Regions from separate parts of the Homo sapiens genome. Here regions 2, 3, 4 and 5 are each linked to region 1. Evidence: chromatin loops called from intact Hi-C (ENCODE). Cell type or tissue: natural killer cell. All regions are shown on one strand. Region 1 overlaps LOC105376387 (a long non-coding RNA gene). Region 2 overlaps LOC105376387 (a long non-coding RNA gene). Region 3 overlaps LOC105376387 (a long non-coding RNA gene). Region 4 has its middle 25 kb from the start of LINC02665. Region 5 overlaps LOC105376387 (a long non-coding RNA gene).

The links. Hi-C counts contacts between places; a loop is a spot of excess contacts. Peaks named below come from ENCODE experiments on the same cell type or tissue, not always from the same donor. Only the 100,000 strongest peaks of a DNase experiment are listed, where the experiment ranks them.
Region 2: it touches region 1 in a loop (3-fold over the local background); 5 of 110 quality-filtered maps call a loop at or near these places.
Region 3: it touches region 1 in a loop (5-fold over the local background); 3 of 110 quality-filtered maps call a loop at or near these places.
Region 4: a loop joins it to region 1, with 9 times the contacts of the local background. A loop is called at or near these places in 21 of 110 quality-filtered maps.
Region 5: a loop joins it to region 1, with 5 times the contacts of the local background. A loop is called at or near these places in 3 of 110 quality-filtered maps.

Annotation. Positions count from the first base shown.
Region 1 is chr10:6,925,257-6,930,256 of GRCh38, reverse strand. All of the region lies in intron 3 of LOC105376387 (a long non-coding RNA gene), which reads left to right. Among named protein-coding and RNA genes, the nearest start is that of LINC00707, 150 kb to the right of the region's middle. RefSeq lists enhancers at 2,122-2,211, 1,943-2,362. In natural killer cell, no CTCF peak of the experiment used is centred here; DNase peaks (open chromatin) are centred at 626, 1,346, 1,736 and 2,526; H3K4me3 peaks cover 484 bases; H3K27ac peaks cover 4,306 bases.
Region 2 is chr10:7,068,227-7,073,226 of GRCh38, reverse strand. The region is part of intron 1 of LOC105376387 (a long non-coding RNA gene); the gene reads left to right. Among named protein-coding and RNA genes, the nearest start is that of LINC02665, 26 kb to the left of the region's middle. In natural killer cell, CTCF peaks have their summits at 1,757 and 2,007 (motif pointing right); a DNase peak (open chromatin) is centred at 2,046.
Region 3 is chr10:7,027,333-7,032,332 of GRCh38, reverse strand. All of the region lies in intron 1 of LOC105376387 (a long non-coding RNA gene), which reads left to right. Among named protein-coding and RNA genes, the nearest start is that of LINC02665, 66 kb to the left of the region's middle. In natural killer cell, no CTCF peak of the experiment used is centred here; DNase peaks (open chromatin) are centred at 2,042 and 3,942; H3K27ac peaks cover 4,851 bases.
Region 4 is chr10:7,119,130-7,124,129 of GRCh38, reverse strand. No RefSeq gene overlaps it. Among named protein-coding and RNA genes, the nearest start is that of LINC02665, 25 kb to the right of the region's middle. In natural killer cell, a CTCF peak has its summit at 2,735 (motif pointing left); a DNase peak (open chromatin) is centred at 2,749.
Region 5 is chr10:7,044,502-7,049,501 of GRCh38, reverse strand. The region is part of intron 1 of LOC105376387 (a long non-coding RNA gene); the gene reads left to right. Among named protein-coding and RNA genes, the nearest start is that of LINC02665, 49 kb to the left of the region's middle. RefSeq lists an enhancer at 4,846-5,000. In natural killer cell, no CTCF peak of the experiment used is centred here; DNase peaks (open chromatin) are centred at 2,731 and 3,061; H3K27ac peaks cover 4,160 bases.

The DNA of each region.
Region 1 (5,000 bases):
ATTCTCTCCTCTTCCTGGCACCTGGGGGGTACTTTTCTTACAGAAAATTTATGCCCCACTTTTATATACATAGAAAGTGGGGAGACAGCTCTTCCTGGATCTGCTATTTCTCAATCATCTTCAGCTCTAAATAATCTTCCTGGATCTGCTGTTTCTTGATCATCTACAGCTCAAAATAATCAATGTCCCAAAATAATATATTTTGGGGTGGCATACTATGACCCCTTTCACGTGTTTTCTTCTCATCTTTTTCTTCCTTTCTTTCATTCTTGTCCTTCTTTCATCTTTTTTCTCTTTTCTTTTTTCTATTTTTTGTAGCCTCTGGTTGTTTTTACATCACATTTTAACTAAATAAAGCAATAAAACTGTTTCTTCTGATTGTTTTTGCAGCAAGTATTCATCACATTTATAACTAAATAAGACACTAAAATGATTTCCATCTTGAAGAAAAAAGTGCTTCAAAATAAACACAATGATACCTTAAAATTGAACCACAATTTCTACCTGTTTCTCTTCCAATTGTTTGTTGAGGTTTCTGATGAGAATCGCTGGGTTGGCTTGGCAGAGAGACAGATCCTGAAGCATCTATTTCTGTTTTCTGCTTCTGTTTTGGCTCGAATTCTGGGTCTACCAGTAGTCTAAATGACCTCCACTTCCTCACTTTGACTCTACATACGTCTGACTGGCTGTGTTTGAGCCTGCCATACAAACAGAGGTGTGCAGTTCTCTTTAAACACCACTGTTCCATATATTTTCTTTCATACGATATTGAGTTAGACTCAGCAACCACCCCAATTATTCTGCCAGTTTTTCTTTATTATGCTTGACAACTACTTGGTGAGAGAATGGATTTTTCTTTGTGAAGTCAGCACACAGCCGCCGGTTGATTCTCTGAGAGAACAAGATATTTCACGAGTAACTGGATAAATGGGCCAACCTGACAGGACAGCAGGCCCTTGCCTCCAACAGTGCAAGAGAGCCTCTGTCAAGAGACCATGGCATTCCTCCCGTTTGGGAACTGATGACAGGATGGCTACAGTAAGCTGCAGCCAGATATTCTGCTAAGGAAACGAATAAGCAGAGAGATGAATATTTTGTATGCTTCCCATGTGTTCAGCTCTATCAGGCAGTCTCTCACACTTTATCTAATACATCTTCTCTGCTCTTCTTGACATAAAATTATCTTAAATTTTTACATGCAGAAAACTTATATATAAGGAACTAAAAAAATTAATCTGTTTAAAAGTTATACAGTGCGCAAGTGAGAAGCCAGATTTCAAAGAGAAACCAAACCTCTTGGAAACTTTGAAGGCCGACAGCATGGAGGTGGTTTGAGTGGACCCCAAACGGATGTGAACTGCCTCCTGACACTGGCCCAGTAAATGACTGGTTGTGGTGTACTGAGATAAACACTTTTAATTATTTTAAATATGAAGTAAAATCTAGAAAAAAATGTCCAGCAGAAAAAAAAAAAAAAAAAAACAACAACCAGCTCTTCTGGTTGTCATGGAGATAAGCCATTTAGCACTGCAAAGCCTTCCATGGGGAAGCAACGGCAATGGAGATTTCCAACTCCCAAGAACCGCATTCAAGGAGAGTTTCAACTTCCACTTGTCTTCCGAGGTCTGTTGTCTCTGAAAAAAAAATTTGTTGGGGAGGTAGGTATTTAAACTCATTTCCTGGGATAGAAAATCTAAGTAGCACATGCATATCCACAGAGCTTTGTTTCAGGACCCATAATGGGAACAAGTTTCCATTTCCTGTGAGGTGTGTACATAGTGTGTGTGTGTGTGTGTGTGTGTGTGTGTGTGTGTGTGTTAGAGAGAGAGAGAGCACCAATGAGCTCTCTAGAAACCATCGGAAGTGCCAGCTTGTAGAAGTAAACATAAAGCCCAGGCAAAGGACGAAAGAGAAAAAATTAGTTTGTCTCTAAAAGGAAACAGCCTTTAGATAGGAATGCATGTGAATCAGAAGAAACATGAAACTCTCATTCCTGGCTATACCATCTGCCCCACTTGTGAGGCACCGGCTAATTGTTGAGACACTGCTAGTGAAAATTGTGCAGGTTCACAGACTCTTAGGCAGCTGCTGTTTAGGGAAGTGTGGCGGCCGAGGGCCGACCTGGACTTCCGTTCTGGGAACTGGGGCTTCTCAGGAGAGTGGGTTTAGGGTAGCTGTGGCATGGAGGGTCCACAAGTTTCAGAAAATAGTGCCAGAGTGAAGTTACACTGGAGAAGAAGAGGTGGTCATACTACGGCATTCATTGCAAGGATGGAGACAAGGAGGTGAAGGCAGGCGGAGGCCCAGGTGCCAACTGATAGAGACAGGAGTACAGAGAAGACATGAGGGAGGATGGATAGAAGACAGAGTGGCTGAGGTTCCCTGCTGTGCTGAAGTTTTCAACGCAGTGCCTAAGCCTTAGCCCTTGGGTGGTGGGGAACAAGTCAAGCACACAAGGGGAATTAGAGAAGACCCACGCCTCCTTCTCTAGACGTGGAGGCAGGGAGTCAGGGAGGGCACATGGTTCATGTGGGTGCACACAGGAAATGAGAGAACGGAAACCACAAGTCAAGGGGCTTGCTGTCTTCTTGTCTGTTTGGATAAAAATAGAGCTACTGACTCAGCAGACAGTTTTCAACCTACCTTCAAGGCTCCCTGCTATAATTTTTTATTTCATTTCTTAATTTAAATTAGTTGATCACAGAAAAAGGCAGGTGATTTAAGCAGACCATATACTTCATTTAAGTCAAGGAACCATCATTGACACACCTAGCATTGTTGCATGCATATTCGTTGAAAATTCATCCATGAACTAACCATCATGATTAGGTACTGGTGATGGACAACTAAAATGATGGTAACTAAGTTAATGTACATTCCATATGTTATTCATTTCCAACATTTTTGATAAAGTAAGGAAATGGATAAGAGGGATACATTTTCAAGTCTGATAATGAAATAGATGTGCAAAACTGACAGTGGGACATATGTGGTTTTCAGAAGGAAAATGTTCATGAAAAAAGAGCTTCTCCATGATGGTCAAATGACAGGAAAGAAGCTGCATGCAGATGAGAAGAACTAGCACAAAGGGGAGTGTGAGAAGATGGGATAGCGGAAGCAGAGGTTGCATCAAACACTCGGAAGAGATCTTCTTATGAACATGACTATATCCATCAGTGTTTTCTCCTTCTTCTCCTAAAGAAGCAAGCAGACAAACAAACAAAAAACTAGAAGAATTTCCTAAGTCCTGCAAATTCAACTGTCCATGAAATTTAGAAATCAGATGATATGCTGACTTCAAAATACCTGTAGGGACTTTCAAAAGCCCCAAATAAGGCAGAAGCAGATGGAAGGAAGAGCAGTAGGAAAGAGTAGGAAAAATCAGAAGCTCAGAGAGTAATGAGTGGACTCATAAGAAGGAAAATTCAGGAAGATCCATAAAAATGCAAAAACTGATAGTCTGGTAGTACAAGAGCTATATTTCTCATTTGCAACAGTGGATATCTTGTGCCAGGACAAGGAAAGCTGGTGGTAGAAGTCACGATGGCCCCAGAAATGGAAATCCAGTCTCACACAGAAGAGCAATATTCACAGTGAGCATTCTGTTTCTGTGGCAGTGAAGGAATAAGCCCTTTGCTGTGAAGCCAGGACTGCCCTGCTTTGTCTCTGCCTATAGGACTAGTCTGCCAATAGCTGGGTCATAAAAAACCAAGTTTTTAATGATAAACAGTAAGAAAATTTATTGTGAATAAATATGTGGAAAAGATCTGCAAAGCTTTCCAACTGATACGGATTATTCTCCTAAAAACAGTGCCACTGAGCAAAGATGAACTGCAACCAAACATTTTGCCAGATTTTAAGGAGCATAATGAAGCAATTACTACTAAGAAGGAATGCCACAAAGTGGAAATGTAATAATTCCAGGAGAATGCCGAGAGACAACTGCAGGTTATAAGACAGGAATGAGGAGAACTCAGAAAATAAATAGAAGAAAAAGCGAAACCGTCATAGAAACGAAAAGGAAATCCAGTGGTCACAAGAGAGAATCGACGGCGTGATAAAAAGACAAAGAGTCCTGAAGGATAGAAATGAGAAAAATAAAGTAATATAGTAACATATAGTGAAAAAGCCCTAGAAAGAAAATGATAGATGTAAAATAAATGTCACTGGATTTTTTCTTTCTTTCTCTCTCTTTTCTTTCTTTTCTTTCTTTCTTTCTTTCTTTCTTTCTTTCTTTCTTTCTTTCTTTCTTTCTTTCTCTTTCTTTCTTTCTTTCTTTCTTCTTTCCTTCCTTCCTTCCTTCTTTCCTTCCTTCCTTTCTTTTTTTTTGACACAGAGTCTCGCTCTGTCACCCAGGCTGGAGTGCAGTGGCGCCATCTCAGCTCACTGCAACCTCTGCCCCCTGGGTTCAAGTGATTCTCCTGACTCTGCCTCCTAAGTAGCTGGGATTACAGGTGCGTGCCACCACACCTGGCTAATATTTGTATTTTTAGTAGAGGTGGTTTCGCCATGTTGACTAGGCTGGTCTCAAACTCCTGACTTCAAGTGATCCACCCTCCTTGGCCTCCCAAAGTGCTGGATTACAGGTGTGAGCCACTGCTCCCGGCCAGAATTTTCAAAGATGAGTGAAATAGAACAAATAGGCAAGGCATAAGTTAAATAAAATGAAACAAATCTGCATGCTGAACAGGCATACTATGAGCCAGAAAATACTCACTGCAAATTGTCAGCATCAAAATATAATTTTGTGAAATTGTTGAACTAGAAAAAGGAAAGGAGACATCTTTGGGAAGCCAGGTAAAAATACTGTCACTAAAACAAGGGAACAAATAGGGCTGGCTTTAGATGTTTCCAGAGCAACATGAAGACCGAGAAACAATGCTTATAAGACATAGATGAAAATAAATTGTGGGCCAAGGATTTTCATGAGGCCAAGCTCTCTTTATAGTATAACCAATGCCAAAAAAGAGTTTCGATCTGCAAACCTCAGATTATATTTT
Region 2 (5,000 bases), 140 kb before region 1:
TTTTGGGGTCTTGTCAATAAACACCAATAAATACCATATACATGTGGGGTTTGTGGACATTGGTTTTCATTTCTATTGCATAAAAACCTGGGAATGGAAATCATGGGTTATAGGGCAGGTTCTTGCTAAACTCTAAAGAAAAAGACCTTTTCTTCGGAAATAATTGTACAGTTCTACATTTCTACCAGCAACACATGAAAATCCTGGTGCTTCACATCCTTGCCAACGTTGGGTTGTATTGTCCGTCTTTTTAATTTTAGATGTTGAAGTGACAGTGTGATATCATCTCATTGTCATTTAACTTGGATTTTCTTAATGATTTTGGCCATTTTTATATCTTTCTTTTTAAATTGTACGTCCAAGATTTTGCCATGTTTTGATTAGGTTCTTTTTTCTTTTTATCATTGACTTCTAGATGTTCTTATATACTCAGGATATAAGGCTTTGCCAGATTTATGTATGGCAAATAGTTTCTCCCAGTTTGTGGCTTTCCTGTTTATTTTCTTAATGGCGCATTTTGTTTAGCAAAAGTTTTAAATGTTTAAATAAAATAGCTATTTTAATTTTTTTTGCTTACTAATTCCAACATTAATATAATCTCTGGGTCTGTTTCTATTGACTATTTTTTTCTCTGGGAGTAGGTCACATGTTCCTGCTTCTCTGCATGTCTTAGTCCTTTAAAAAACTATTATTAGATGCTGTACATTGTAGATTATACATTGTAGAGTGTGGATTTTACTTTGTTTCTTTGAAAGATGTTGAGTTTTCTTCTGACAGTTGATTTTGTCAAACATTTATTTTAGGCTTTGTTAGGTTGGGTCTAGAACTGATGGTAGTCTAGGGCTAAAACATATCTATTCCTAAGACGTGATTTTCTTCCTTGGATGTTCAGTGTGGTGTCTCCATTATGAACGGTTGGAGTTGTAACATCTCCCAGCACTGTGTCATTTTTGGAAATTCCATTCAGTTCACAACCCCTTACCTAGTAGCTGTTTCCTAATAAGTCTTGCAGAGTTTTCTCCAGCACATACGCAGCTTTGCATCTGGCCAAAGACACAAGGAAGAATGTTATGCAAATTTCCGGAACTCCTTTTCTACACAGCTCCCTTCTGACACTCTGCCCCATATATTCCACCTGCCTTAAAAGACTCAAACTCCAATCTTTGTTTCCTCTACCCGGTGAGAATGTTCCTCCTTTGTGTGCGTGTGTGTGTGTGTGTGTGTGTGTGTGTGCGCATGTGCACGCACGCTATGGTTTGGAAAGCGCCTAGAGGCATGAAGCTGGGGTGAATTTGGAACTCGCTGGTGGGTCCTCCTCTTCTCAGAATGACAGCCGATGAAGTCCGTGGTCCAATTTCTGTAAATAATTTTATTTCTCCATTTTATAGTTATTTACAGCAGGAGGGTAAGCCCTACATCTGTTCTTCAAACATAGATTGATATGGATGTCTCCTCCCTTTGCTTTTATCAAGGACAGTGATCTTTACCATTTTGTGGGCTTCTCTCACCTTCTGCTGAGAGGCAATCCTATGACATTTTGAGAATAGGGTGGTTGGAGAAGCATTGGTGGTTCTGACCCTTGCTGTCTGGGGACTGGGTGGGAGTTAAGTTTGACACTACCTAAGTTACTTGGTGAAAAAAAACCACAGTGCTTCCATCAGTTATTCAAACGACGACAATGATAACATCCTGTGAAACTGTCATAATGGAAAAAATAGACTCTTGATGCTTGAAAGCAATTTAAATGTATATTTTGTTGTATTGAGTTAAACATGAGAAAAGTAAAAAAAAAAATGAGACAGAGATAAATTCTTCTCTTTTTCCTCTGAATATGTACCAAATGTATATCCGTGTTTGTAATGTTTATTATTCTGATATTTGATGGATTACTCTGCTTCCACTTTTTTCCATAATTTTGTCTGTCATTGCATAGGTATTATTTTTTATAGTATTTTAGTTTTATTCTCTACAATTTCATGTGCAGAGATTGAACACCAGCAGAGGGCCATGGAATGTCCTGCCTGCAGTTTTGTGATCTGCAGGTGTTGATGGGTGACCTGAAGCCTGAAGTGAGACAGCTGGCTCAATGTGTCGTGTACCTCACACCCACAACCTTATCCTATTTGGTTATCACTGGTTTGTAAGACACACTTCTCATTCTCCCGGGGTTTTTTTTTCTGTTTTTTGTTTTGTTTTGTTTTAATTTCAGAAGCAGATGGAAGAGGTGGATATTATTATACATACACTTTATCTGTTTAATACACTTAAAGTCCTGTCAGCCTTGAGACTTGAATCTAGACAGTTAAATTTTTTGTGCAGTTGGGCAAGCCCAAAGAAAAGTGCAAAAGTGAAAACTCATGAAAAAGTGATTGAGAAGCTGCATCTATGAATCTGTAATCAGTATCTATTGAGGACTCCTAGAAAATGCAAGCTTAAAAAAGAACTCGTCTTCCCCTCTAACAATATACAGCAAAATCTTGTCACTGAGTCTTCCTAATGCATGGAAACCTTATCAGAGAAGTTACATAGGTTTGTGTTATAGAAATAGATATCCTAGATTCATATTATTGAAACTATAAAAGGTATGGCTATCCCCCACTCTATTGCATGTTAACAAGACACGCATTGTACCATTCTGTACTTCTTCCCACATTTAATCTGGAGTCTCTGATATTTCATGGATTGACTATTTTTGATCTCTCTACATGCATTGTTATTTTACCTTAACGAAACCTCCTAGAGCCCCTTATTCATCCCCCATTACCTTACCCTTCACCTCAATGGTCTGTCATTGCTTCTTAAATGAATCAGTGCAATAATCTCAATGTCCAGGAACCAGTCTACACTGCACACTTTTACAAATCTATTTTTTTCAAAATACCTGATACTTCACAAAATGCCTAGCTTCTCTCCTATTTTCCATTCTTCAGTAAATAGCAATGTCAAACTTTTGGTTGCTAAGGCTGAAAACCTGGGAGTCATGTAAGATGATTCCTCTTTCTCTCCATATCCAATACATCAGCAAATCCTGTTAACTCTCTTCATAAATATAGCCAGAATCTAACCCCTTCTCACCTCCTCCACCAATATCACTTTAGTCCAAGCCAACCTTCTCATACCTGGTCTATTACAGGATCCTGACTGGGTGATCTCATTGTCCTCTTGCTACTTTCTGACTATACTTCTTATAGCTGCCAGAAAGTTCCTTCTAAAATGTCTCTGTGGTGCTCAAAAGCCTCCAGTGATTTTCCGTCTCACTCAGAGTAAATGCCAAAGTCCTTATAATGGTCACACAATCTTCAGTCCTTCACATTCCGCGCCCCCATCTCCCGCTGGCCTTGGCTATGGCCACAACTGTCCAACCCTCAGCTCCTCCGGCATGCCTGCATGTCCCCACCTCAGGGCCTCTGCAGTCACCATTCCCACGGCCTGGGATATTTTCATTTTAGATGGCCATTGGTCTTGCTCCTTCTCTTCATGCTAGGATCTGCTCAGAGAATCTCTCCATGCCCTTCCCCTGTCTAAAACAGTCTTCCTCCCTCTTCCCTTACTCTGCTTTACTTTTTCCCATAGCACTTATTATTCTGACTTATTTTACACACACACACACACACGCGTGCACACACATAATTTATTTGCATATCCTTTGTCTCCTCTCACCAAAATTTAAGCTCGCATGGAGAAGCAGTTTATCTGTAATGTTTACTACCATGTCCCCAGCATCTAGACTAGCTCTGCACACATGATAGGCATATATGTTTGATAAATGAATTAATGGACTGATCTTTTCAGTATGTTGCTTTTTCCATGCCACATCCCAGATAAGAGCTGCTGCAGCTCATCAAAGTCTTACTCCGTAGTTTCATGGGTTTGCCCGCTCTCTGGGGCTTTGTGAGCAAGCCTCTTCTTACCTGCCCACTTTATTTCCCACTCTCAGAATCCTCTGGTCCAGTCACTCAGGCCAGGCTCCTCACTGGCCAACACACTGCAGTGACTAACATGAACATTTCTGAATACAGAAGTCACCTTGTCAAATATGTTCCTCCATTTTAAGTTTCCAAAAAAAATTAAACATAAAACTCCCCAATCATTCAGCATTCCCATTTCTGGGTATATATCTAAAAGAATTAAAATATTTGTAAACCTATGTTTATTGCAGCAGTATTTGCAGTAGCCAAGATGTGGAAGCAGGCTAAGTGTTAATTGAAGGATGAATGAATAAATAAATGTGGGTCGGGCGCGGTGGCTCATGCCTGTAATCCCAGCACTTTGGGAGGCCGAGCCAGGTGGATCACAAGGTCAGGAGATCGAGACCATCCTGGCTAACATGGTGAAACTCCAGCTCTACTAAAAATACAAAAAAATTAGCCGGGTGTGGTGGCAGGCGCCTGTAGTCCCAGCTACTCGGGAGGCTGAGGCAGGAGAATGGTGTGAACCCGGGAGGTAGAGCTTGCAGTGAGCGGAGATGGTGCCACTGCACTCCAGCCTGGGCGACAGAGCAAGACTCCATCTCAAAAAAAAAAAGAGAGAAAAAAAAGAAATGTGTTCTATACATACAATGCAATATTATTTTGCCTTAAAAAAGAAGGAAATCCCATCATATGCTACAATATGAATGAAGCTCGAGGACATTATGCTAACGGGATTAAGCTAGACACAAAAGAACAAATACTACGTGATCCCACTTACATGAGATTCCTAGAGTAGTCAAAATCGTAGAGACAGAAAGTAAAATGATGGGCAGGGGCTGGGAGTAGGGAAAATGAGAGTGGTTGCTTAATGGGTGCAGAGTTTCCGTTTTGCAAGATGAAAAGGTTCCGGAGATCTGTTGTACAACAAGGTGTGTATACTTGACACTACTGTATGATGCATTTAAAAGTGATTAAGAAGATACATTGTATGTTGTGTACTTTTTACCACAATTAAGAAAAAATGTTGGCCAGGCGCAGTGGCTCATGCCTGTAATCCCAGCACTTTGGGAGGTTGAGGCAGGAGAATGG
Region 3 (5,000 bases), 100 kb before region 1:
TGAATTGTTTGAGGAGCTGCCATGCGTTTTCTACAGAGGCTGCACCATTTTACTTTCCTATCAATGGTGCACAGGGTTCCAATTTCTTCACATCCTTGTCAATACTTGTTGCTTTTTTTTTTAATAGTAGCCATCCTAGCGGCTGTGTGGTGGTACTGCACTGTAGTTTTGATTTGCATTTCTCTAATGACTAATGAAATCAAACACACTTTCGGGTGCTATTTAGGGTGAGTTTTATCCTGATTATATATTTAGTACTTTTTTCTTCCTGAAAATCACTACGTTGGAGCTTTGAAGTCCAGGTTTTTTTTTTTTTTTTTTTTTTTTTTTTTGAGACAGTGTCTTGTTCTGTCACCCAGGCTGGAGTGCAGTGGTGCAATCTTGGCTCATTGCATCCTCCACAGCCTCCTGGGTTCAAGCGATTCTTGTGCCTTAGCCTCCCGAGTAGCTAGGATAACAGGCATGTGCCACAATGCCCAGCTAATTTTTTGTATTTTTAGTACAGACAGGGTTTCGCCAGGCTGGTCTCAAACCTTTGTCCCTAAGCGATATGCCTACCTCGGTCTCCCAAAGTGCTGGGGTTACAAGCAGAGCCACTGTGCCAGGCCAAAGTCCAGTTTTCTTATCAACCAACTAGAAGACATGTTCTCTTCATAGTCACATAACAGTTAACATGTGAGACACAACTATGTTGATCTACAATTGTCTTCTTAAGTGATAGAAAGCAATTTCCTTCCTTTTCCCAAGCAAAACATTTTCGACTCTTACTTTCTAGGAATGCACTGAAGAAAATCTCACATTATCAGCTTGAATTTCCCTTTCTGGCTTCAAGATTGTCAGCCATATACTTGCAGAATGTAAAAGCTAGAGGTACTCTTACCTCAAACTGTTCACAGATGAGTAAACTGAGGCACACAGAGGCAAAGCACATTGCCTGTGGTCACTGTTTGTAAATGACAGAATTGAGACTGAGGCTCATGGCATTTGCTCTTTTTCCTCCTGTGTCCATAATTTCTCAATGTGCTCTCTCATGCATCAAGAGGAAGAAAATATTCTGCACCGATGTGCATAGCGGTGCTCCCCAAAGATTTTTGAAGTTGAATTTATTCCTTTAACCGGGCTTCCACTGTCTAGCAGGCAGCATACTATCTAAACCCCCCCTGCATCCATCAGATTCTCTGGGTCAGTGATTTGTAATGGGCACCTTCCATAGCTGGGATAGAAGACAATCGATGCAAGGGGTTTACTTTCCTAGTTCCAGGAAAGCCTGGTAGGCCTCTTGGTCTCTCCTCACCCCATGGTGGGCTGCAGTTCTAAAGCCATGGAGTTTGGTGCTTCTTCCCAGAATAGAGAGTGGCAAATCTTTTCCCTATGGAGGCTGGTCTGCTAAACATTTATCTAGGTTGGCTCCATCTCCAATCTGCAGGGTAAAATTTTAGCCTCTGATATGGTTTGGCTGTGTCCCTATCCAAATCTCATTTTGAATTGTAATCCAAATTGTAATCCCCACGTATCGATGGAGGGACCTGGTGGGAGGTAATTGAATCATGGGGGCGGTTTCCTCCATGCTGTTCTCATGATAGTGAGTGGGTTCTCAGAAGATCTGGTTGTTTGATAAATGTCTGGCACATCCCCCTTCTCTCTCTCTTGCCTGCTTCCATGTAAGATGTGCTTTGCTTCCCCTTCCCCTTCTGCCATGATTGTAGGCTTCCTGAGGCCACCCCAGTCATGCAGAACTGTGAGTCAATTAAACCTCTTTTCTTTATAGATTACCCAGTCTCAGGTAGTATCTTTATAGCAGTGTAAAAATGGACTAATACAGCCTCTGTCTGAAAAATACTTTTACCTTCAAGAAGAGGAGCAACTGTTAAGAAACTAACCCATTTCCGTTTAACTTCATTGCTTCTCTAGCTTGTAATGAGAGGTGTAAACCAAAGACATGTACTTGCTAAAATGATCTTTTGTGGCTGAAAATGACTGTTACATGTACTAGTAAATAATTGTTTCTATTTCAGTTACTAACAAAATGAACAGGCTCTGCTTTTCATAATTGGCTTCATGACTGTGGGTTTTGGCAACAACTCTAGAGGAACACAGGGCCCGGAAGAGGGGCACAATGAAGCCACTCACTGTAATAACTTAAGCAACAACAATGCAGTAAGTAAAAACCCTCTTAGATCTAAAATATTGGTTTTCTATATGTCAATTTCTTAGTAATTTTCTTCCATTTCCTATCCACTACTCTTAGTTATTTTGATTTTTCTATATTTGGAAATAGGAACCCAATGATGCTGTCCCTGTGCCTCTGTATTAGTCTTTTGTCATACTGCTGAAAGAGACATGCCTGAGGCTGGGAAGAAAAAGAGGTTTAATGGACTTACAGTTCTACATGTCTGGGGAGGCCTCACAATCACAGCAGAAGGCAAGGAGGAGTAAGGCATGTCTTATATGGATAGTGGCAGACAAAGAGAGAGAGCCTGTGCAGGGAACCTCCCATTTTATTAAAACCACCGGATCTTGTGAGACTTATTCACTATCACAAGAACAACATAGGGAAAGACCTGCCACCATGATTCAGTTACCTCTTACCAGGTCCCTCCCACAACACATGGGAATTGTGGGAGTTACAATTTAAGATGAGATTTGGGTGGGGACACAGCCAAACCATATCACTGTCCCACCCTCCTGCAGCTTCAATATCCTCCATGTTCTCCAGAACAGAGTCCAGAGGCCTGAGCAAATCTCCCCAAGTCAACCCACTTCTCCAAGCACAACTCTGAACCTCCTTTCATGTGCTGCCACTCCAAACTTTTCTTTTGTTCCCTAACCTGCCGGACTCCTTCACACTTTCACACCTTTGCAATATCATCTCCTTTTCTCCCCCAATGGTTAACTTCCTCTCTGTCCTTCCTTTCAGACTCATTCAGGCCTCTCCTCCCATTTCCCCATCACAAAGAGTGTTCTTGATTCAAGCTCCAATGCATTACTGGGATGCATTCCTCCTGCTGCTCTCTAGCTTGGCTCCTAAGGACTTGGGATTAAGTAACTGCCATAAACGCGAAGTGTGTCCCTCTCTTGTCCATTCCACACACTGCTGTGCTGGGCAAAGCTCATTGTATGTGTTCACAAATCCTCGGTGAATTAACGAATACAAGAAATGAACCAATTGAGTGATTTTCTAAAGCACAAAAAGTATCACTTTGTGACTCATACCCTTAGAGGATCCTTTTAAACTCATTACTGATGGAACAGAGACTTTCCACAACTGGTCCCGTTCTCTCTCCCTAGCTTCATCTCTGTTGCTCTCAACTCCCTTTTTGTTCACACTCCACATGCTCTGGGGACACCAGAGTGTCTCCATCCTTTCCTCATGCTACTCCCCTGGTCTGAAAAGTTCCTTCTGATATGGTTTGGTTCTGTGTCTCCACCCAAATCTCATGTTGAACTGTAATTCCCAATGTTGGAGGGAGGGACCTGGTGAGAGGTGATTGGATTGTGGAGGCAGATTTCCACCTTGCTGTCCCTGTGATAGCGAGTTCTCATGAGATCTGGTTGTTTAGAAGTGTGTAGCACTTTTCCTTTCACTCTCTCTCTCTCACCGCCATGTGGATATGTGCTTGCTTCCCCTTTGCCCTTCCACCATGATTGTAACTTTCACGAGCCCTCCCTAGCCATGCCTCTGGTACAACCTGTGGAACTTCGAGTCAATTAAACCTCTTTTTTTTAATATATAATCTACTTAGTCTCAGGCAGTTCTTTATAGCAATGTGAGAATGGACTAATACACTTCCCTTCTTGACTTTCTTGTGAACATCCCCCACTTTGCAAAACACAGCTCATGTCCTCAATGATCCTTTATCTGACTTTGCACAGCATAAACTGCTGTCTCTCCCACCTCTCCCACTCTCTCTCTTGCTCCCAGTGGTTTCTAAATTATGGGTTATGACTCATTAGTGAGTCATTGCATCAGTTTAGCAGGTCCCACCCAGAACTTTAAGCAATGAAATAAAAAATTATCAAAAAGCCCCCTTCACAGTAAAAGTACAAAACGTGTTTCAGTGTCCGTAAGTGTGTGTAATGGGTGTGTGGGGGTGCATGCTGATTCACAAATAAATGGATGAGTTTTGTAGTCAATTCCATTAGTTACTAGTATATCTGAGGAAATAGCTTTCCTCTGGGTGAAGCTATCATTCTCTATTTCATGTCAACTATGTTGCTAGGCCCAGTGAGGGATACTGAGTTAGATTTGGGGTTAAGCTTTAGCTCAAACATAATTCTAGCACCAAATCTCCATTCCATTATTTTCTCTCGTTTCCATCTTAAGCATTCACAAGGGCATTTAGCATTGCTGCAATTCTTGGATCTAATGTCCTTAGGGAGTTGGATGCTTGTTCTAATGTGCCTAACAAGAAAGAGTACACTTTTCAAAGAACCTAGCTATTTGTGACAGTGACAGGCATTTGGCAAATAAATATTCCCATTCTCCAAGGACCCTCAGAGAGCCATAAGTAACACAAATTATAAATCTCCCATTGGTACAGTCAGAAAGACTGACTTTCCTTTGCCATGACTAGTCTGTCCATTTTTAGCTACCAAGCGTCAATTCCAGATTCTCAGATTCCTCTTCCTTTCTGCCTGTAGCTCTGTTTCTTTGAGCTGTGATGCTGACGTGTATGTTAGATGAAATCAAGATAAGTTATTATATAGAGTGCAGAGCCTAGATGGAGTTCAATCTCTGGAATGAAGTTGGTTATTTAAGTAATGAATTGTCAGTAATGCACTCAGGACATAGAGCAATTTTGTGTGATTTTCCAAACTCAAAACTGCAAAATACTTATGGAAAACTTAACATGAATTTGGCCACATACTAGAGTCTTGTGTTATGTAATCCTGGTCACATGGTTTGTATATCACATGGTTTTCTGGCGTTTTAATTTTGCCTGGTGGTGAGTGATCAAAGGCCTGTTGATTGAGGAAAAAACCCACTTTGATAGTCCAAA
Region 4 (5,000 bases), 190 kb before region 1:
CTGTGTAGTCTGTCTGGGGAGCTGTCAGCTAACGGAATAAAACCCTCAAAATTGCTCTATCACTGGCCGACAAAGCTGAGTGAACATATGATGGTTTGAACAGGAAGCGTGTCTTGATTCCAAACGGTTGCTTGTGAGCATTAGTCATTTTTCATTATTAATGCAAATAAACATTATGTGTATGTGTATGCATTTATTTCTCAGCTGATGGCAAGACTGAAGCTTGGGATTAGAAACTGCGAGTTGATGTAAATTCTCAAGACTTCTGTACACAATGGGGGTAGTGTATTGATTGTGATGGGGCTGGTTAATGATGATGACTAGCAGAGATTCTCTTAAAGGGAACTTTTTAATAGCACTTGTGTATTACAAACCCATGAAAGTCATCTAGAAAACCTGCTGCAAAGTGGTAACCAGTGGAACACAATCTGACACAGCAAACAAATTCAAGTGTGTGCCATTGTCAAATGGCACCATTTTGAGACATATAAATGACAGGGCAATTAATGTCTTGGAACAGCCGCTTTGTAAGATTAAGGGAAGTGATTGCCTTACCCTACAAATAGATAAATTCATGGAAGGGTCCAGGTGTTGGTATTTGGAAGAAAGAATGAAAATATGTTTCTGTTTAACTCTCTAATCTTTATCAGGTGGAATCATGGGTCGTAGCAGGGGTGTGTTTGGAGTAGGGGAGAATTTGAAGCCTATTTTAGATTAGACTTCACAAAATTTCCAATATCAAACTGGTAGCACGTATCTTTTTTACTCTATTCTCATGGAGTCGATTGGCTCCTAGAAAGAACAGCAGGTGTGTGACTCAATTACAAAAATTCCCTCTTCACAGGGCACTGTTTTATATACATTGTGATCCAACTCTGAAAAAAAGGGATTGAAGTTCCATCAAGTAATTGATGAAACCATCTACATTTCTGCCTCTTTCAAATGATCTTTTACATTCTCCCTTCTTTCTAAAGTTATGTGAGGAGTACAGCCTTATCCCAGAAGCACATATATTTCTTCTCAATGGCTCAGTAATTATGTTGAGGAAGTATCAATACTGCCCGACAAAATGTCTCCATCAGATGCCATTACTAGAGTCCACTTTTAGTAATTAATTCATCACTACTTACGAGGTTGGCTGACCTAGAAGGTAATATTTTCCCCATCTAGGAAAGTAAATATTGTTGAATGACTTAAAATCTTTCAACAGCTTCCCAGGTATGTAGGAAATGGCCAAGAGCCTTGGCCCATAAAGCTTCCCCAACACCATTTCCCACCACTTGTTCACTTTACTCCCATGATCCTGCCTTTTCTTTTCCAGTGCCCTGAATGAATCAACCTCTCCCTGCCACAGGACCTTTGCACACGCAATTCTCTGCCTTCTTGGCTTCCTTTGCATAGTTAATTCTTATACATCCTTTAGATCTTAGTTCAAAGGACACTTTTCTGGAGAAGTCTTCTTTGATGCTATTTCCCTGCCCACCGAGACCAGATGAAATTCTTCCGTGATGCATCCTCATGATCCAGTGTTACTTTCTTTTAATGTACTTACCTTATAGGTTTAACAAGTTGATTGTTTGCATAAGACTGTAAGCTACATAAGAGGAGGGACTGTGGTAGTACATACAGTGGCTTAATAAATGTATTTTTAAAGGACTGAATGAATAAAAGACTTGACCAAGAGTCAGCAGGGGCCTCCGTCATTGGTATTTTCTCTCTGCCATCAGAATAGTTAAGTCTCAGATGTAGCTGCTCTTCCAGCTGGCTCCTGGAATCGAGAACGCACAGAGCAGAGCTGGATCGTCAGATCCATGGCACACAGCATGAGTGAGGATAACCCTCTGTGACTGCAGGCCACCAGGGTTTGGGGTTGCTTGTCACTGTGGTGCAACTTAACATAAGACGACTGGTAAACTCTACCGCCAATGCAGTGGAACAGAAAGAACCTGAGTTTTTAAATCAGACAGACCTACATTCCAGTCTTTTGTTTTGTTTTGTTTTTTTCTTGAGACGGAGTCTCGCTCTCTTGTCCAGGCTGGAGTGCAATGGCGTGATCTCAGCTCACTGCAACCTCTGCCTCCCAGATTCAAGCAATTCTTCTGCTTCAGCCTTTTGAGTAGCTGGGATTACAGGGGCCCACCACAACGACTGGCTAATTTTTGTATTTTTTTAGTAGAGATGGGGTTTCATCTGGCTAATTTTTGTATTTTTTTAGTAGAGACAGGGTTTCATCATGTTGGACCAGGCTGGTCTCAAACTCCTGATCTCAGGTGATCTGCCCGCCTGGGCCTCCCAAAGTGCTGGGATTACAGGCGTGAGCCACTGTGCCTGGTCACATTCTTTTTTTGGCATCAAGAATATCCTTATAAAAAGAAAATTCCTTCACATCTAGGAATCTCGGTGTCTACACATGTAAAATGAGGGTTAGCATGTCAACCTTGCAGGGTCGTTGTGGGGACTAGTGATGAAGTAGTATCATACTTGTTGCAGAGCAGGCCCTCAATTATGGTACTCTAATTATATTATTGTTAATGTTACATTTTTGTCGTTGTTGAAATGCCACCTATATCCCCAAGGCTATGACATTAATTGTGTCATACAGGTTTGTTTGTCTTGGTATCTCAAACAGAACAAATCAAAACTCCTAGTAAACTTCCCTGAAGAGCTCAGTAGACTTCATTTCCCATTAGGGAGCATCGAAGGTCACTGCGCATTGCTGCCCTCTAGAGGTGTCGGGTGAGAAGACCCCCATCCCCCCATAAAGATCAGAGAAGCAATAGATTTCTGATCTGAGCAGCTGTTGCCACAGGAACGACGGAAGCTGTTATAAATATAACAGTGATAAAAGCTGCTGTTTATTGAGTGCTCGTCATGTACCAGGTGCTATGCATAACTTATTGCATCTTCACAACATTACGAATCAGGGTCTACTGTATACTAATTTCACAGTTCAGAAAAGGGAGGTGCAGAAGCATTAAATCACTTGCCCAAGAAGATGCAACTATTATGGGGAGAACCTGAACTCAAACCTAGGGCTGGCTGACTCTAAGAAGCCCACTCTTGGACGGACGTGGTGGCTCACACTTGTAATCCCAGCAGGCCAAGGTGGGCGGATCATGAGGTCAGGAGTTCGAGACCAGCCTGGCCAACACAGTGAAACCCTGTCTCTACTAAAAATACAAAAATTAGCTGGGCGTGGTGGCGGGCACCTGTAGTCCCAGCTACTCGGGAGGCTGAGGCAGGAGAATCACTTGAACCCGGGAGGCGGAGGTTGCAGTGAGCGGAGATCGCATTACTGCACTCCAGCCTGGGCGACAGAGCGAGACTCCGTCTCAAACAACAACAACAAAACAAAACAAAACAAAACAAAACCCACTCTTAACCATCACACGATATTGGCTCTCACAGGCATGTCTGTAAGTCTGCAAAATCTGCTAGAAAGATATTGCCAACCAAAAATAAAAAAAAAACAACGTTGTTTGCTCCTACCCTGTTCCTTCCCTTTATGAGCAAATAATTCTTCTAAAAGCCAATGGGGATTCTATGTTGCAGAAACAAACATACAAAAAACCATATTCCTTGATCCTAACAGAAAAGAATAATAAAGCAGACTCTTTCTTGGCCCAGGTTGAAGAGTGAGTGTGTAAGGTCCCATCTTTCCTCATGGCCAGCATGGCTGCTCCTGTAATTATTTTGAAAGAGAAATCATCAGGCTTAGGTAGCGGTTGCAAGAATGAGCCTGAGGTGAGGTTGCCCGTTGGCCATTCTGTTACTATAATGATTTCAGCACTTATGAAAGAGACTAATGACTGAAATTGCTATCAACATTTGCAGCCAAAAGACTACATGTTGGAAATTGGATTTTCCTCTCTTCTTGCTAATGAGCTTTTCTCTCAAGGTGCTGATGCCTGGAGTGTACAGGAAGATTGGCAATTCTCTTTCTGTGTTTTACACGCCCGAATACCTGTACTGAAATTCAAGCAACACCTTTGTGATAGGGGATGGTTATATGAAACCATAAAAATATTGTTAGAGTAAGTGGCTCAGCTGGGCACACCTAAAAAACGTAAGAAGTGGAATCTTTAACTGGACAAATTACAAAATGTTTTCAAGTGGGTGTATGTATGTCAGGTTGTTCCAGTGCTGCAGTCGCTATGACCAGAAATAAAAGAGTTCTTTTTGTTTGTTCCTTTCGTGGCCTTGACGACGTTCTCGGGAGAAGCAGCTCAATAGTCAATATCAGATGGTTCTAGAAGAGTTGCTTCATAAGTACCACTGCTGTGATCTTTTCTGTAGGTTCCCATGACAATGCTATAGGGGCTTTGTTTGTTCATGGGAACTTGAGGAACACAGGGAATTCTTGTTCAATAATGAACGCAATGCGGCTTGGAAAAGACTCTTGGTAGACACGAACAAAAAAGTATAGCCAGAGCAGCCTTCAGAAATCATTCCTGCAGTTTTTGGAAGCGTTTCTCAAGGTCTGAATGGAGGCTGTGAAGGTGAGTCATGAATCGTAACAGCATTTCAACATGCTGATTCCTTGCTACTAACAAAGCGTGTGATAAGAATTTGGTGAGTCTTGTTGGCCAGTCTCCTCCAACTTTAGAGCTGCTCAGCTGGAGGGCTCCTGGGTAATCCACCCCACCCTATCGGCCTGGCAATTTGCTTGAAGGTGATAAGGTATACTGGTGACAACATTGATAAAGTTCTTCACCAGAAATTTTCCAAACTCAACCGAAATAAATATAGGCTGCTTTTCAGAAAAGATAGCGTCTGATAATCCAGGTGTTACAAATGATGGTGAAAAGTGGCAGTTTTCACAGTAGACATCTGGGGGTGGGAACGGGGATGTAAAACACGAAGAGCCATTTTCAGATCCACAGCAGCAGAGACTGCCATGATCAGCGTCCTGCTAAATCAGTGTGGATTCCTAATTAAATCTTCTTGACTTCCATGATGATAGCTAGGTTTCTTCATCAACTTGGGTTTGGCAGATCCTT
Region 5 (5,000 bases), 120 kb before region 1:
TTTTTTTTTTTTTTTTTGAGACAGTCTCACTCTGTCATCCAAGCTGGAGTGCAGTGGCATGATTACATCTCTCTGCAGCCTTGACCTCCAGGGCTCAGGTGATCCTCTCACCTCAAGCCTTCTGAGTAGCTGGGACTACAGGCATGCACCACCACACCTGGCTAATGTTTGTAAGTTTTTTTTTTTTTTGAGACAGAGTCTCGCACTATTGCCCAGGCTGGAGTGCAGTGGCGTGATCTCAGCTCACTGCAAGCTCCACCTCCCAGGTTCAAGTGATTCTCCTGCCTCAGCCTCCCAAGTAACTAGGACTACAGATGCCTGCCACCATGCCCGGCTCATTTTTTGTATTTTTAGTAGAGATGGGGTTTCACTGTGTTAGCCAAGATGGTCTCAATCTCCTGACCTAATGATCCGCCCACCTTGGCCTCCCAAAGTTGCCAGGATTACAGGCGTGAGCCAACGTGCCCGGCTAATTTTTGTTTTTTTTTTTTTAGTAGAGACGGGGTTTCACCATGTTGCCCACCTAGGCTGGTCTCGAACCCCTGGGCTCAAGCGATCTGCCCACCTCAGCCTCCAAATTGTTGGGATTACAGGCGTGAGCCACCATGCCTGGGCTTTTTATCTTCTATACCATGTTCTTACTGTACATTTTCTATGTTTACACAGGTTTTGATACACAGATACTTGCCATTGTGTTACAATTGCCTACAGCTTTCAGAGCAGTTGCATGGTGTAGTTTTTTGTAGCCTAGGAGCAATGGGCTATGCCATACAGCCCCAGTGTGCAGTAGGCTCTACCATCTAGGTTTGTGTAAATTCACCCTATGGTTCGCATAACAAAATCACCTAATAACGCATTTCTCAGAATGTATTCCTGCCATTAAATGACACATGACTGGACATCAATGGCCCTGTAAGTAGGCTATAGGGCTTCGTAAAACCTGGGAAACACATGTTTCTTTCTTTATTTTCCAAACAATCTGTTGTGCTTACAAAACTTACTCTATTTTCTTTATAGCCCAGAAGCTGATTCGTTTGTGCCATTTTATGTTTAGACTACAATGACTTCAGCTTCCAGGGATGCAATCGTTGCTGGGAAAACTCATCCTTGGTCATAGGAAATAATACATTAAATGTTTTGTCTTACAATACACTCTATCTGAGATTACTACAGACCCAAACAGACACCTAAGTACCATCCTTCACCCACGGCCTCCTGCTGGCTTCATCCTGCTGTTATCATCAGGAAGCAGCTCGGTGCCGTATACTTAATGGCCTGGTTCGTGGAAGTAACTGAAGCTTCTCTAAACAGAGGATTCTAATTTTAATGTTGTACTTAATTTTGCTCTTTTCATCTTCGAGTGGTAAAATAAAGAGCAGATTAATCCTTCTCAGGATGGCATTACTGATTTGGTAGTCTTGAAGGAGAGGAAATACACTTCATTTAATGGTACTACTATATCTTCATTTACTCACCATCTGATATGGTTTGGCTCTGTGTCCCCACCCAAATCTCATCTTGAATTGTAGTTCCCATAATTCCCACATGTTGTGGGAGGGACCCAGTGGGAGATAATGGAATCATGGGGGAAGTTTCCCCCATACTGTTCTTGTGGTAGTGAATAAATCTCACAAGATCTGATGGTTTTAAGGGGTTTCTGCTTTTATTTCGCTCTCATTCTTCTCCCTTGCCACTGCCATATAAGAAGTGCCTTTCACCTTCTGCCATGATTGTGCAGCCACATGGAACTGGGAGTTCATTAAACCTCTTTTTCTTCCCAGTCTCTGGTATATCTTTATCAGCAGTATGAAAACAGACTAATACACCATCCTTCTGGTGGCCCCTGAAGCCCCTGAAAATAAGAAATATTTCATTTGACCCAGCGTTCAGAGGGACAAATTGAGGAAGACCGTAGGAACCAATGATTTGTTCAAGGTTATGTAATAGGTACAAGGAGCCCAAAGAACAGCAGTTGCTTTTCTCCAAAGTGCAAGTGTAGAAATACACTAGTCTTAGGAAGCAATTGAGCTCCAAAAACCAACCCCAAGACTATTCTCCTCAACCTCTGCAGCTGAGTTTGAAGAAAAAGACTTCACCTAGAAAGAGTAGATCAAGAACCAGAGGAAATACTGGGTTTAGAGTTCGAGCTGTAAATAAGAAAAATGGCTTTCTTGTCATTTTCTCCCTTTTAATTGCTATTGCTGGTTGCCACATAAATTCAGTTGGTGGCTGGGGATATTGGAGATAATATTTCTTTCTTGCTTCTTTTTCTTTTTTGCTTGCTTCTATTCTAGCACTGAGGAAAGTGACAAGTCTGGGTTTATATGGGGTTTTGGACATGGCCACAATTTTAGTTTAGCAACTAGAGAAAGATTTTACAACTTTTGACTCCAATGAAAACAGCAAGGAGAGCAGACACCAGCACAGATCAGTCCCTGGTGGCCTCATTTGGGAACGCTGTGTGAGGGTCCCACAAACATGAGCACCTCCTTGTGTGACCCCTCCCCCAGCCAGGGGCTTCACAATGAACAACACTAATGTGTAGCAGAATCAGTAGATTCCCCAAGATATTTTTCTTGGTTCAGTAGCTAAAGTCAGCCAACCTACAAACCAACCTACCAGTAGACCAAAACTCTTCTATTTTCTGCCACTGGCAGAGTCATCTCAGATGATAAGCACCATGAGAGGCATCGTTCTGAAACCAAAGCACAAAAACATGACACTTAAGTGAAGGACAGACAGCCAGAAAGACTGCCTATTGACTGAATCAACCACATACTCTATGCAGTCAAACATGTGCATTAGATACGTGAAGATTGGCATGGATCTCAAGAATTAGAGAATTATTAGAGAATGGAGATGGAGCAATGCACTAGTTGATTGCTTTTCTTTTGTTAACAAGTTCATGTTATATATTTAATATAATATGTATATGTATTTAAGTATGGAGGTATAAGGGGAAGTGGAATTAAGAATGACTGCTTAGCTGAAGTGTGGTGAAGGTTTCAGGAAACCATAGAGCATGTGGGGAGGTAGGAAGGACTCACCACAAGTTGCAAAGTAGGCCAGGAAAGAGGAAGGGAAGGTCAGGAGGCCTAGCAAGTTGCAAAAGCTCTTCACACCTAAGAACCAAAATACAAGTAGAACGAGTTGCAGACCAAACCCTCAGTTGATGACCAAACCCTCGGTTGATGAGTTTTGCAAAGCAATAGTGAAGTGGCTTAAGTCTATTGAGCAAACAAAAGGCTATAAGAGCTTCCCTAGAGAGCTACACTTGAGAGGGTGGGTAGAGCTTTAGGGAAGTGTGGAAATGTCTGGATTAATTTTACAGGGATTAGGAAAAGAGTAGAATTACAGGCTTCCACAAAACCTGTTCCTGAATTAGAGGACTGTCCAGTGCATACTGTAACCAAGGTCGGCTTGGGTAGGTGGCTTAGCCTCAGGATGCAGGGGCTGGATCTCTGGAAGGCACAGACTGTGTGGCATTTCAGAGGGGCTCTGACTCTGTCAAATGCTCCTTTGAGCCATTTTCCAATAGACAGTTGGAATCGGCATTCAACAGAAAGTTCCCTTAGACCAGGATTGGGATTTCTGAGGCCCCAGCAAGTAATACATCTCTTCCTTAAGGAGCAACTAGATTGTACTAGATTATTTTAACGGTCAAACTCAAGAATGTCAGTACGTGGGTGTTGAGGTCTTTAGGCCAAGTTATAGAAGAGATTTGTGTGACGTTGGCAGAATAACCCAAGGTACTTCTTGGAGGTTTCATTTATGTTTGTTGCTGATATTTTATTTATACAAGGCCACTTATAGAATTGTTTTTTTGTTGGGAGGGGGGTCCATAACCACAGAAGAATATGTGAATGAAGTTTAGGGGATCTATGAATTTCATGAAAGTATCTGAGAAATTTTGCATGTATTTTTTGGAGGGAAGAAATGCTTGTTGCTTTCATCTGAGGAAGTGACCTCAAGTGTATATGCAGATAGGAACACCAGTGGGAAGAGAGGTTCCAGTGAGAATGAGGGTACGGGGGGGCCTGCCATGATGTTCCAGACAAAGGCAAAGGATGAACTCCAGAGTATTCTGGAAAATGTATTTTAAATCTAGAGGACTATTTCTCAAAGGTTTCTGATGAGTTTTAGATATACACTCATCCTGTGCTGGACAGGTTGTGTGCATGTATCTCTTCAATGTGAGATTCTGGTGCCTGATTTTTCCACTTGCTCTAGGAATCTCTAAAGTTAATGTTTTATAACTATTTTGTTTATAATTATTATAGTTATTCTGAAGCCAAAGTTGTCACCTTTCTGGGATATATACTGGGGCCCCTGCTCTTAACACTAAATGTGGCTGGAGGACAGGAGTCTGAAGCTCCCTGGAAAGACATTGCAATGTCACAATCCCCTGCTTCAGTGATTGCATGCGGCAGTTCCCCAAGGATTCTCCCATGCGTCAGGATGCCATCATCACTCCTTATCCAGTGGTTGCCAGTGGAGAGCCAAGGCAACGCTTCCCTGCTGATGCTGAACACGGTTCTTTCTTCCCTTTCTCTTTCTCATTATCCCCTTTTTCTCTCTTTCTCTGGCTGTCTCTCTCCCCTCTGTCACCCAGAAGGAGCAGTTTTGAGTCTTCTTGTCTGGATTCCTCTCCACTCCACTCTCCTCCTCTTCTCGGGCAAAGTGAGGGGCTTGGAGTTTCAGGGGTGATGCCAACAGCAGTGAATCACACAGGAGGCAAGTAAGAGGGAATCTCACTTTGGGCAAGTCCCTTCCCCTCCTTAGGCCTGTTTCCTAGTCTGGAAAACAGGATAATCTCAGTACCTCCCTGATAGGCTGTGGGGAGCACTACTCAATGTGATCATATTAACATAGTGATAAGGGTAGGGTGTGTCACATAGTAAGCGGTACCTACCCAGTAAGCATTGTCATCATTATCACGATTACTATTCAGACCCCTATTCCATGCCAGGCACTGTCCTAGGCACCAAGGACATACTGAA